2 separate regions of the Homo sapiens genome follow, and region 2 is linked to region 1. A link is a contact called in ENCODE Hi-C or POLR2A ChIA-PET data. All regions are on one chromosome and are shown on one strand. The core of a region is the stretch at or near the end of the contact, and the rest is flanking DNA. Distances in the headings are between cores, read along the strand shown.

The links. A loop is a pair of places that touch in the nucleus more often than their neighbours do. ChIA-PET counts read pairs that join two places held with the same protein, here RNA polymerase II (POLR2A).
Region 2: a map of mammary epithelial cell shows a loop between it and region 1 (2.2-fold over the local background). The contact joins two enhancer-like sites. A Hi-C loop is called at or near these places in 2 of 168 maps with a recorded cell type or tissue (astrocyte of the cerebellum and mammary epithelial cell). POLR2A ChIA-PET finds 5 or more read pairs at or near these places in 4 of 52 experiments (A673, GM12878, activated CD4-positive, alpha-beta T cell and 1 more).

Annotation. Positions count from the first base shown.
Region 1 is chr21:36,170,143-36,176,817 of GRCh38, forward strand. All of the region lies in intron 2 of DOP1B (DOP1 leucine zipper like protein B), which reads left to right. It also overlaps the pseudogene RPL3P1. Among named protein-coding and RNA genes, the nearest start is that of DOP1B, 17 kb to the left of the region's middle. Within about 2 kb of position 3,874, at least 7 of the 41 ENCODE cell types and tissues checked have a DNase peak (open chromatin) inside an H3K27ac peak, as active enhancers do.
Region 2 is chr21:36,223,828-36,230,565 of GRCh38, forward strand. It overlaps DOP1B (DOP1 leucine zipper like protein B), which reads left to right. Exons shown (of 37, transcript NM_001320714.2): 12 at 1,738-1,840; 13 at 3,859-4,050; 14 at 6,623-6,738. Among named protein-coding and RNA genes, the nearest start is that of DOP1B, 70 kb to the left of the region's middle. Within about 2 kb of position 5,489, at least 3 of the 41 ENCODE cell types and tissues checked have a DNase peak (open chromatin) inside an H3K27ac peak, as active enhancers do.

The sequences.
Region 1 (6,675 bases), core at 2,624-5,123:
GACCCATGTCTGGGAGTGGAGAACTTTCTGTGAGACATCACACAATCAAATTCCACCGGTAGAGCTCTCCCTGTGGTTTTGATTTGCATTTCCCTAATGACTAATAATTTTGAGCACCTTTTCATATGCTTTTTGGGCATTTGTGTATCTTTTTGGAAGAAATTTCTATTCTAGGCCTGGCGCGGTGGCTCATGCCTGTAATCCCAGCACTCTGGGAGGCCGAGGCCGGCAGATCATGAGGTCAAAAGATGGAGACCACCCTGGCCAACATGGTGAAACCCCATCTCTACTAAAAATACAGAAATTAGCTGGGCATGGTGGCATGCACTTGTAGTCCCAGCTACCCAGGAGGCTGAGGCAGGAGAATTGCTTGAACCCGGGAGGCAGAGGTTGCAGTGAGCTGAGATCGTGCCACTGCACTCTAGCCTGGGTGACAGAGTGAGACTCTGTCTAAATAAATAAATAAATATATATATATAAAATTATTATTTATTTATTTATAATTATCCAGCCGTGGTAGTGCTTGCTTGTCCTCCCAGCTACTTAGGAGGCTGAAGTAGGAGGATCGCTTGAGCCCAGGAGATCAAGGCTGCAGTGAGCATGATCATGCCACTACGCTGCAGCACGTAGTGCTGAGTGACAGAACAAAACCCTGTTTCAAAAAAAAAAAAAAAGACATAACTTTGTTAGAGTTGTTACCTGAGGATTCCCATCCCAAGGGTCTCCTCTTGGATCTCATTTCTTGTTCCCTGCTGCTGTGATTAACTGTTGAGTTTAAGCAGCCACCTTGAAGAATTTGCAAGATACGGTTGGGACAAAGGTGATGCTGTCAGTCCCTACCTCTGCTTTGCCTGAGGCCGCTGACATTCATGGAGAGCTCACTGCGTGCTAAGGAGTTGACGTGCATTATTGTATAATACTTAAAATGTATCTTGAGATCCGTCTCAGGTTCAACCACTTGTGCAAGGCCACTGCCAGCCAGTGGCAGAGAGAGGGCTCAGACCCCGACCAGCCTGGTTCCAAGGCCCATGCTCATGAGCAGAGCCTCCAGCCTTCTTCATGTCAGTATCTGTATAGCTTACGTAAGGGGAAAGGGCTGTGCTTCTTTGCTGCCAGGGACCCTGTCTCCATCACCCAAATGCAGTAGGCGCAATTATTAGGCCCATTTTACCGATGAAGGCTAACCTACTTGCCCAGTGTCTTATGGCAACTGAGTGGTTATTATGGATTGAATTTTGGCCTCCGTGAAAGAAACCCTGGAGTCTTAACCCTTAGTACCTCAGTATGTAACTTGATTTGGAAACAGCATCTTTACAGAGCTAATCGAGCTAGAGGAGGTCATTAGGGGGTGGCCCTAATCCAGTGTGACTGGTGTCCTGATGAAAAAGGGGAAATGTAGACACAGACATGCATGAGGGAAGGCACCATGTGAGGATGAAGGCAGAGACCAGAAAGATGCATCTACAAGCCAAGAAGTGCCAAAGAATGACAGCAAACTCCTAGCAGCGGGGGGAGAGGCACGGGACAGATTGTCTATGCAGCCTTCAGAAGAAAGCCGCTCTCTTGACACCTTGATTTCAGACTTAACATGAGAGAATACATTTCTGTTGTTGAAGCCACCTGGTGTGTGGCACTTCGTTATAGCAGCCCTAGAATGCTATGACAGTGGTAGGACAAGATCTGTTAACACCTCAGTGCTGGGGATAAGGCATTGAACACTAAGCCCCTGCTCTCATGGAAAGAAATGACGCTTTCTTGGCGAGAGACAGACGACAGATGACTGTGTGATGTCAGATGCTGAATGCTAAGAAGAAAAATAAACTGGGGAAGTGGGGTATGGAGGAAGGAGGAGGGAGTGCTATTTTAGACAGAGAGGACACTGACAGCGTGACCTTAAAGCAGAGGTTGGGGTGAAGTGAGCAAGCTGGTGGGAAGGGCAATCTGGGGCATGGGCCTGTGTCCAAGGCATGGGAAGGGGACAGGAGTAGCCAGAGGACAGAGTGACCAGAGATACAGCAGGGTCAGGCCACTGATAGGATTTTGCTCTGGCGGGGAGGGGAAGCCACTGAGCTTCCTCCCAGGGAGGCTGTGAGCAAGGGAACCTCTGCCTCACCCATTCCAAGAATTCCCCGGGCCGTCAGCAAGCACAAGAGCCAGTGTGGATGCCCGCACCATTAGGCCTGAGATCAGTTCCTGCCGTTACTGGATGTGGAGGGTTTGGATGGTGCTGGAGGGAGCACATCTTGATCAGCATCAGGAATACTTGGTTCTGTGAAACTTGCAACTTCTGCATTCAAGGGTCCCTGATAGGAGTTGGTATGAATAAAGAATTTTCTTCACTGGGTGCAGTGATGCATGCCTGTAATCCTAGCACTTTGGGAGGCTGAAGGCAGAAGGATCACTTGAGCCCAGGAGTTTCAGACCAGCTTGGGCAACATGGCAAAACCTTGTCTCTCCAAAACTACAAAAATTATCTGGCCATGGTGGTGCACACCTGTAGTCCAGCTACTCAGAAGCCTGAGGTGGGAGGATCCCTGGAGCCTCAGCCTGGAGCTCTTGCACCACTGCACTCCATCCTGGGTGACAGAGTGAGACCCTGGCTCAAAAAAAAAAAGGAATTTTTTTAAGGCTTTGGTGATCGTCACATTTCTTGGACTTATGCACAGAAATTCAGTGAGTAAGAGTTGAGAGTTGGGCGGGGCGCAGTAGCTCACCCCTGTAATCCCAGCACTTTGGGAGGCTGAGGCAGGTGGATAACCTGAGGTCAGGAGTTTGAGTCCAGCCTGGCCAACATGGTGAAACCCTGTCTCTATTAAAAATAAAAAAAATTAGCCAGGCATCGTGGCGAATGCCTGTAGTCCCAGCTACTTGGGAGGCTGAGGCAGGAGAATCGCTTGAACCTGGGAGGCAGAGGTTGCAGTGAGCCAAGATTGCACCACTGCACTCCAGCCTTGGGGACAGAGGAAGACTCTGTCTCAAAAAAGAGTTGAGAGTTGAATTAGCAAAATTCTTTATAATACAGATTTAAACAATGATATAGGACACAAAAGCTTAGGGTCAACATTCTTTTTTTTAAGGTAGGTAACTAAATGTTATAATGCATAAAACTTAGATTTGGAGGAGAAGACTCATCCAGTCAACCCTTTTTTCAACTAAGAAAACTGGTTCCCAGAAGGTCTTGGTATGTCCAGCTGTAGACAGATTCTAATGGTATCATTTTCAAACTTGCTCAATGTTTCAGCATCATTTTTAGAATTTTTCTGTGTTAGAGAATAGTTTATCTTTTTTTTTTTTTTTGAGATGGAGTCTTGCTCTGTCGCCCAGGCTGGAGTGCAGCGGCCCCGTCTTGGCTCACTGCAAGCTTCGCCTCCTGGGTTCAAGCAATCCTCCTGCCTCAGCCTCCCGAGTAGCTGGGACTACAGGCGCCCACCACCACACCCGGCTAATTTTTTTTGTATTTTTAGTAGAGACGGGGTTTCACCGTGTTAGCCAGGATAGTCTCGATCTCCTGACCTCATGATTCATCCGCCTCGGCCTCCCAAAGTGCTGGGATTACAGGCGTGAGCCGCCGCGCCCGGCCCAAGAAAAACATTTTCATCAAGTGCCCTTTTGAGCCCTGAACCCAGGTGCTCTACCAAGCCTGATTTACAGCTTTGATTTTGGAAGTGAAGGCTAATAGAAATAAATTAACTCTGGATTTAAAAATCTTATCATTAAAGCTCTTTAAAAAAAAAAAAAAGTTATAATGGTCCTAAATGAACCAGTTTTTTTTGTTTTTTGTTTTTTCGCTGCTTTTATCTGATGACACACTACGGTTTCACAGAGCAGCCATGAACAGGAAGGGCAGCATGAGGTCTGTGGTGTCACACAGTTCAGCTTCCGGAGTCTTCATCAGTTAGCTACAAGCACCTCCTGTTTAAAGCAGAGCCTCCTGATGGTGTGTTTCAGAATTAGTGCTGCAGTGTGGTGGGAAGAACACGGGTTGGAGCTTGGAGACCTAGTGAACTACTCCAGCCCTTTACAGATCGGCTGCAAGAACTCTTTACCTAAAAACTTGGTGAGAGGCCAGGCGTGGTGGCTCACGTGTGTAGTCCCAGCACTTTGGGAGGCCAAGGTGGGTGGATTACTTGAGGTCAGGAGTTTGAGACCAGCCTTGCTGACATGGCGAAACCCCGTCTCTACTAAAAATGCAAAAATTAGCCGGGCGTGATGGCAGGCACCTGTAATCCCAGCTACTTGGGAGACTGAGGCAAGAGAATTTCTGGAACCTGGGTGGCGGAGGTTGCAGTGAGCCGAGATTGCACCACTGCACTCCAGCACTCCAGCCTGGGTAACCAAAAACCAAAATAATAAATAAATTAATAAAAACTTGGGTGAGTCCAACAGAATCCTTCTTCTTTTTTTGAGGCTGGAGTGCAATGGCATGATCTCAGTTTACTGCAACCTCTGCCTCCTGGGCTCAGGCCATCCTCCTGCCTCAGCCTCCCAAGTAGCTGAGACTACAGGCATGTGTGCGCTACCATGCCTGGCTAATTTTTGTATTTTCTTTTCATAGAGACAGGGTTTCACTATGTTGCCCAGGCAGGTCTCAAATTCCTGAGCTCGAGTGATCCTCACAAAGTGCTGGAATTATAGGCGTGAGCCACCGTGCCTGGCCGGGATCCTGATTTTTTACCCCTGCCTGAATCAACTCCTCTTCCCTGTTGACTAGTATTAGTTCACATAAATCCTCTTCAGCCTGGAGTCTGTGTTAGTCTGCTAGGGCTGCCATAACAAAATACCACTGGCAGAGTGGATTAAACAACAGATTGTTTTGTTTCACAGTTCTGGAAGCCAGAAGTCCAATATCAACGTGTCGGCAGGGTTGGTTCTTCTGAGGCCTCGCTGCCTGGCTTGGAGATGGTGTCTTCTCCCTGGGTCCTCACAGGATCATCCCTCTGGGTGTATCTGTATCCAGATTTCTTCTTCTTCTTCTTTTTTTTTTTTGAGATGGAGTCTCACTTTGTTGCCCAGGCTGGAGTGCAGTAGCACGATCTTGGCTCACTGCAACCTTCACCTCCCAGATTCAAGCGATTCTTCTGCCTCAGCCTCCAAAGTAGCTGGGATTACAGGTGCCTGCCACCACAGCCAGCTAATTTTTGTATTTTTAGTAGAGATGTGGTTTCACCATGTTGGCCAGGCTGGTCTCGAACTCCTGACCTTAAGTGATCCGCCCGCCTCGGCCTCCCAAAGTGCTGGGATTACAGGCGTGAGCCACCACGCCTGGCCCAGATTTCCTCTTCTTACAAGGACACCAGTCAGACTGCATTAGGGCTCACCCTAACTGCTTCATTCTACTTTGATTACCTATTTAAAAATCCTGTCTCCGGCCGGGTATGGTGGCTCATGCTTGTAATCCCTTGGCCTATGGGAGGCCAAGATGGGTGGATCACTTGAGGTCAGGAGTTCAAGACCAGCCTGGCCAACATGGTGAAATCCTGTTTCTATTGAAAATATAAAAACGAGCTGGGTATGGTGGCGCATGCCTGTAATCCCAGCTACTCAGGAGGCTGAGGCAGGAGAATCACTTGAACCCAGAAGGTGGAGGATGCAATGAACCAAGATGGCACTGCTGTTCTCTAGCCTGGGCAACAGAGTGAGACTCTGTCTCAAAAAAAAGAAAGAAAAGAAAAAGAAAAAGAACCTGTCTCTAAATACAGTCCCAGTCTCAGGTGGAGGTCAGGAAGGGCTTTGCCATAGGAGTTTGAGAGGGATACAGTTCAGCCATGACAGAATGTGATGAGGAGGTGCAGGCTGTCTCTCCACCTGTCACCTGTTTACAAAGCTGATCTCTGGTAGAAGCCCAGATGGTCTTTTATCACACACCTTGTGGAGGAACAGAGGAAGTGTGATTTCTTTAGTCTTGTTCTTGATCCAGGAGCCCAGTGAGGAGCTTCGACTTTGGGGTGTGTGTGCGTGTGTGTGTGTGTGTGTGTGTGTGGTGATACAGTTAAGCACCCAGAACTGCTGAGTCAGGAAAGCGTTCCAGGTGATTTGTGCCCCCTCCACCGCATGCCAAGAGCTCTGCACCAGCTTATTTATGGGGCACTGCATTGTGGGGGTATCCTACATGTCTGCTGGGGGTGGCCCTTTCAGCCTTCCTCCCCCACTGGAGCCTTGGTGCTGCTGCCACAGTTGACTCTGCACTCCTTATCCCTGCTGGCCAGACCCTGCATGCTCAGTGCCTAGAACAAGGCTACGAGCCCTGCCAGCCTCCTTGTGTATGAGCTGCATCTTTCAGCCTGCAGGGTGCCTGGTTTCATCTCAGCATCTCACTTGTAGGGCATCCTCTGTTAGAGCGTGACACCTAAATTTGGGGCTATGATTTTAGCCATTTTCTAGCAACCTTTGTTCTGATGACCTCTGTGGCTATGACCGTGAGGGTGGAGGTGGCCAGGTAAGTGCAGGGCCAGGGTCATCGTGGAATGATAAGGGCCTGAATTGCCTTCTGAGAAGACACCAAATGGAAAGGATGCTGTTGATGGGAATTCTTGACTGGCTTCACGTTAAACTAGATCCTGTACCTCTGCAGGAGAGGGGCCAGCCCAGCATCCATTTGTCTCTGGCAGTGTCCTGATGCTCTTGGCACCAGTATTTAGAAGATGCAGATCCAACTCCCGTTTTTTTCCCTCCCCT
Region 2 (6,738 bases), core at 4,239-6,738, 55 kb after region 1:
AATTGTTTGCAGTGGCGTACCCCAGGAATACCGAGCTTTCCTGGAGAGCCCTTTCCCATGCCATTTTCTTTACGGGAGGAATAAGGTCATGTCTCAAACCCTGTTTTGTCCTGAGGCATGCTGTAAAACTTATTTCTTGTTCATCTCCACTGTAATGCTCTTGGCTGTTTCAGAGTCTTACTTCTCAGCTGCTACCACTACACTTTTCTGCCCAAATAAGCTCACAACCCTGGGAAAAATAAGTTAATTGCAATTGGATCCACAGGCAACAGCAAGGCCATATTATATTGAGGTTAGAGTATGCTTTGGTCAGCCTGGTTGTTATGTTATTTTTTATTTTATGACGGAGTCTCTGTCTCTCACCGAGACTGGAGTTCACTGGCACGATCCCAGCTCACTGCAACCTCTGCCTCCCAGGTTCAAGCGATCCTCCCATCCTGGCCTCCTAAATAGCTGAGACTACAGGCTCAGCCTCCCAAGTAACTGCGACTACAGGTGCACGCCACCACACCCAGCTAATTTTTGTATTTTTAGTAGAGACAGGGTTTCACCATGTTGGCCAGGCTGGTCCCAAACTCCTGACCTCAAGTGATCCACCCGCCTTGGCCTCCCAAATTGCTGGGATTACAGGCATGAGCCGCCGCATCTGGCCATCCTGGTTATTAAAAAAAAAAAAAGAATAAAATGTTTCTACCCAGATAGAGCTGACTCTCCATCTTTGCAACATTTTGTCCTCTTTTCATCCCAGAGTTAATCCCTGTCCTGAGATTAATGTCTGTCTTCAGTGTAACATGGCTTTGCTGTTGCCTGTGGATCCTATTACAGTTAATTTATTCATCCCAGGGTTATGAGATGAAAAGCAATAGATACTTTTTAACTTACCCATTTATCTAGTAGCCTGTTTATTTTAAAAGAAGTCTTGAATTTCAGTATAAGATAAGCAACTAACAATAGTTGATTGGTGGGGTTACACTTCTCTACAGAAGCTGAAACTTTCTAGGCAACTCAGGTGCTGATAAACTCCTGGAATTACTTGGAGAGGAGTAGTCCCAGGCCACTCCTACAGCAGGGTGAACAGCCATGTGGACTGTGGTGTTCTCCAGCCCAGCCTCGTTCCCTTGGATCGTGCTTTTGGGCTTGGACTGGGGACTTGGGATTACATCTGTCGATGGTACTCCAGGTCTCCTGGGAGACACCTGAATTGGTAGAGTTCAAGTCAGAGGGAATCTGTTTGGACACCAACAGATTCAGGACACTTATTGACACTTCTACATGTTAGATACTTTTAGTCACCAAAATTTAGTTATGAGAACTACAAAAGCTGCCTTCCATTATGTTTGAAGTAGAATAACGTTACTGGAAATTGTAAGAAATGCTTGGACTTACCGCAGGAAGAAGAATTGATTTTTTTTTTTTTTCTGAGACAGAGTCTTGCTCTGTCACCCAGGCTGGAGTGCAGTGGTGCGATCTTGTCTCACTGCAACCTCTGCCTCCCGGGTTCAAGTAATTCTCATGCCTCAGCCTCCCAAGTAGCTAGGACTACAGGCGTGGGCCACCACACCTGGCTAATTTTTTTGTACTTTAGTAGAGATGGGGTTTCACCATGTTGCCCAGGCTGGTCTCAGACTCCTGAGCTCAGACAGTCCACCCATCTCGGCCTCCCAAAGTGTTAAGATTATAGGTGTGAGCCTCCATGCCTGGCCAAAGAATGGATTTTTTCTTTGCTGTGATTTATAGACCAGTGAAGCAGCGTTACAGCGTGAGGAACAGCGTCAGCCCTCCCCCCACGGTCTCGGAGCTCTGCGCCCTCCTGGTCTTCCTGCTGGATGTCATTCCTTTGGTGAGTGCTGGGGAAGGGACATCTCAACGCCTGCTATTATTTACATTCTTACTGGTGGTGATGGCCTGCTTTATCAACCTCACATTACTGAAAATGTTTTACATAAATATGCAACACTGTTTTGATGTTTGTTTTGGCATAAAAGATATAGCTGGATGTAATCTCTTAAATTTTTAATGTCTTATTTAAAAGGGGCTATAACTTTTGGGCCAGTTGTAAGTGGGCAAAGCTGAAGTTAGGTCAACCAGCTGAAGAACTGGGTATCATTCCCGTACTACAGTTACTTTAGGGAAAGAGTCAATACATTTCCTAGTTAAAATTGTGCTGTTGGCTAATTTTCTCAAAGGAAACTAATTTCCTTAATGTAGAAACGTGCCAATTTTATTTTTTATTAGAAAGTGTAAAGCCACTTGCAAGGAGAGGAGTAACATCCTTGATTTGTCTAGATCAAATTGAAATACCGAGCCTAGCTCTGTGGTATGCGCTCGTAATTCCCAGCTACTCAGGAGGCTGAGATTGGAGCATTGCTTGAGCCCAGGAATTTGAGACCAGCCTGGACAGCATAACATGATCCAGTCTCAAACAAAAACAATAGAAATGTTCTTTTCTTTTCTCTGTCTCTCTCTCTCTTTTTTTTTTTTTCTCCTGTGACAGAGTTTTGCTCTTGTTGTCCAGGCTGGAGTGCAATGGTGTGATCTCGGCTCACTGCAACCTCCGCCTCTGGGGTTCAAGTGATTCTCCTGCCTCGGCCTCCCAGGTAGCTGGGATTACAGGCACCTGCCACTACGCCCAGCTAATTTTTTGTATTTTTAGTAGAGACAGGGTTTCACCATATTGGCCAAGCTGGTCTTGAACTCCTGACCTCAGGCGATCCACCAGCCTCGGCCTCCCAAAGTGCTGGGATTACAGATGTGAGCCACCATGCCCATCCTCTTTTCTCTTTTTTGAGATAGAGCCTCACTGTCACCCAGGCTGGAGTGCAGTGGCATGATCTCAGCTCACTGTAGCCTCATCCTCCCAGGCTCAAGCAATCCTCCCACCTCAGCCTCCCAAGTGTCTGAGACCACAGGCATGTGCCACCACATCTGGATAGTTTTAGTATTTTTTGTAGAGATGGGGTCTCACTGTGTTGCCCAGGCTGGTCTCGAACTCCTGAGCTCAAGCAATCTCCCTGCATCAGCCTCCCAAGGTGCTGGCTGGGATTATAGGCATGAGCCACTACGCCTAGTCTTCTTTTGTTTTCTGATTTGAAAATTAATATGGTATGGTGGCTCACGTCTGTAATCCCAGCACTTTGGGAGGCCGAGGTGGGCGGATCACAAGGTCAGGAGATTGAGACCACCCTGGCTAACACGGTGAAACCCCGTCTCTACTAAAAAAAATACAAAAAGTTAGCCGGGTGTGGTGGCGGGCGCCTGTAGTCCCAGCTACTCAGGAGGCTGAGGCAGGAGAATGGTGTGAACCTGGGAGGCAGAGCTTGCAGTGAGCCGAGATCACACCACTGCACTCCAGCCTGGGTGACAGAGTGAGACTTCATCTCAAAAAAATAAATAAATAAATAAATAAAATAAAATAAAATAAAAAAGAAAATTAATGTGGGTCAGGCACGGTGGCTCACGCCTGTAATTCCAGCACTTTGGGAGGCCAAGGTGGATGGATCACAAAGTCAGGAGATCGAGACCATCCTGGCTAACACGGTGAAACCCCATCTCTACTAAACATACAAAAAATTAGCCGGGCGTGGTGGTGGGCACCTGTAGTCCCAGCTGCTCGGGAGGCTGAGGCAGGAGAATGGCGTGAACCCGGGAGGCTGAGCTTGCAGTGAGCCGAGATCGCGACACTGCACTCCAGCCTGGGCTACAGAGCAAGACTCTGTCAAAAAAAAAGAAAGAAAGAAAGAAAGAAAATTAGTGTGAAATTTATGCCCTAAAAAATTGAATTAGATGCCATTTTGAGATGCATTGTTTTTCTGATTGTGAACCAACATTGTGGGGTTAACCTACACGTTTATTTCACAGGAACTTTACTCTGAGGTGCAAACCCAGTATCTCCCTCAGGTGCTCGGCTGCCTGGTGCAGCCTCTTGCTGAGGACATGGAGGCCTTAAGTTTACCTGAACTCACGCATGCCTTGAAGACGTGTTTCAAGGTGCTCAGCAAAGTCCAGATGCCTCCTTCCTACCTCGACACGGAGTCCACCAGCGGAACCTCGGTGTGTACTCTGAGGGGCAGAAATGGTTCTGGGGGCTAAAAGCAGCTTATGCCTTCCTGGGAGTAGAAAGTCTTTAGGGTTGGTTAGGATAGGAATAAAGATGAGAAGATACCCAGGTGATATGTCAAATATGCTTGTAAAACCCTCACTTTAAAAGGTTTTAGCACCTGGCATGGTACAATGGCTCACACCTGTAATACCAACACTTTCGGAGACTGGGGCAGGAGGATTGCTTGAGCCCAGGAGTTCGAGACCAGCCTGGGCAACATAGCAAGCCTTCATCTCTCTACAAAATAAAAATTAGGCCAAGTACAGTGGCCCACACCTGTAATCCCAGCACTTTGGCAAGCTGAGGCGGGTGGATCTCCTGAAGTCAGGAATTCAAGACCAGCCCAACCAACATGGCAAAACCCCATCTCTATTAAAAATACAAAAATTAGCCAGGCATGGTGGCACATGCCTGTAGTCCCAGTTACTTGGGAGGCTGAGGCTGGAGAATCTCTTGAACCTGGGAGGCGGAGGTTGCAGTGAGCCATCACGCCACTGCACTTAAGCCTGGGCAACAGAGCAAGACTCCGTTTCAAAAAAAAAAATAAATAAAAATAAGGGCTGGGCGCGGTGGCTCACGCCTGTAATCCCAGCACTTTGGGAGGCCGAGGCGGGCAGATCATGAGGTCAGGAGATCAAGACCATCCTGGCTAACATGGTGAAACCCTGCCTCTACTAAAAATACAAAAAATTAGCCGGGTGCAGTGGCGGGCGCCTGTAGTCCCAGCTACTCAGGAGGCTGAGGCAGGAGAACAGCGTGAACCCAGGAGGCAGACCTTGCAGTGAGCCGAGATAGTGCCACTGCAGTCCAGCCTAGGCGAAAAAGTGAGACTCTGTCTCAAAATAAATAAATAAAATAAAATAAAATAAAATAAAATAAAATAAAATAAAATAAAATAAAAAGGCATGGTGGTGTTCACCTGTAGTTCCATCTACTCAGGAGGCTGAGGTGGGAGGATCGCTTGAGCCCAACAGGTTGAGGCTGCAGTGAGCCATGATTGCACGGCTGCACTCCAGCCTGAGTGAGAGCAAGACCCTGTCTCTACAAAAAAAAATTTTTAAGTTTAGCACCCTTTGTTTCACCCATTCTCATGCTACTTGCCTGCTCTGTAACTGCAGTTAATGGTTAGATACAGTTAATAACTATGTAACTACAGTTAATGGGCTAGTTATAACTAGCCCTGCACTGTTTTATGTGTGTGTTTGTGGCATGTGATTTTGGTTATTTCGAATATAAGCGAGATGAGGTACTGGATTAGTTTGCTGGGACTGCCATAATAAAGTACCACAGACTGGGTGGCTTCCACAACAGACACTTGTTTTCTCATGGTTTTGAAGGCCAGGGCCTGACACGAAGGTGTCAGCAAGGTTGGCACCTCCTGAGTGCACTGGGGAAAAAGAGTCTGTCTCATGCCTCCCCCGAGCTTCTGGTGGTTTGCTGGCAATATTCAGCATTCCTCGGCTTGTCCAGGCATCAGCCCAGTCTCGGCCTTTATGTTCACTTGGCTGTCAACCTGTGTGCATGTCTGTCTCTGTGTCCAGATCTCTCCTTTTTATAAATCCAGTCCTACTGGATTTGGGCCCACTCTAATGATCTCATCTTAATTGGATCATCTGCAGAGACTCTATTTTCAAATTAAGGTCACATTCACAGGTATTGGGAGTTAGGACTTCAACCTATTTTTGGGGGACACCGTTCAACCCATAACGTACACTATTCTCTGACTTGCTTTACCTTTTTTTTTTTTTTTTTTGAGACAGAGTCTCTCTCTGTCGCCCAGGCTGGAGTGCAGTGGCATGATTTTGGCTCACTGCAACCTCCACCTCATGGGTTCAAGCGATTCTCATGCCTCAGCCTCCCAAGTAGCTGGGATTACAGGCACCCACCACCATGCCTGGCTAATTTTTTGTATTTTTAGTAGAGATGGGGTTTCACCATGTTGGCCATGCTGGTCTTGAGCTCCTGACCTCAGGAGATCCACCCACCTCATCCTCCCAAAGTGCTGGGATTACAGGCATGAGCCACCACACCTGGCCTTATTTTATTTCTTCATACCTTTATTTTACCCTCAGCTCAGTTTCCTCATTCATATTTGTTAATTTGTCGGAAACAGTTCTCGCTCTGTTGTCCAGAGAATTGTGGCAGGTGATCCGCCCGCCTCAGCCTCCCTAAGTGCTGGGATTACAGGCTTGAGCCACCACGCCTGGCAGAAACAATTCTTAAACAACTTTTTTGAACTCTAAAGGGGTTATATATTTAGACAAAAACACAAGAAAAATAGGCCCAAAAGCCAGCCTCCCCAGAGAGCATGTGGGTGTACCAGCCTCCTCTTTGCTACCCACCGCTCTCCTTCTCCTGCTTTGGGTGCCTCCTAAATTTCATTATACACTTAACACAGGGATTCTCTAGTCTGGAGAGTGATGATTTTGAAAAACAGAATTGAAATACATTCATGATTTCAACTGATACTTAAATAGCTTGGTGTTAAGAGATGCACAATTCACATCTTTTTATTTTTTACAGAGTCCAGTAAAAGGTGAAAACGGCAAAATAATTTTGGAAACAAAGGCAGTGATTCCCGGTGACGAAGATGCTTCGTTTCCCCCTCTGAAGTCTGAGGACAGTGGGATCGGGCTCAG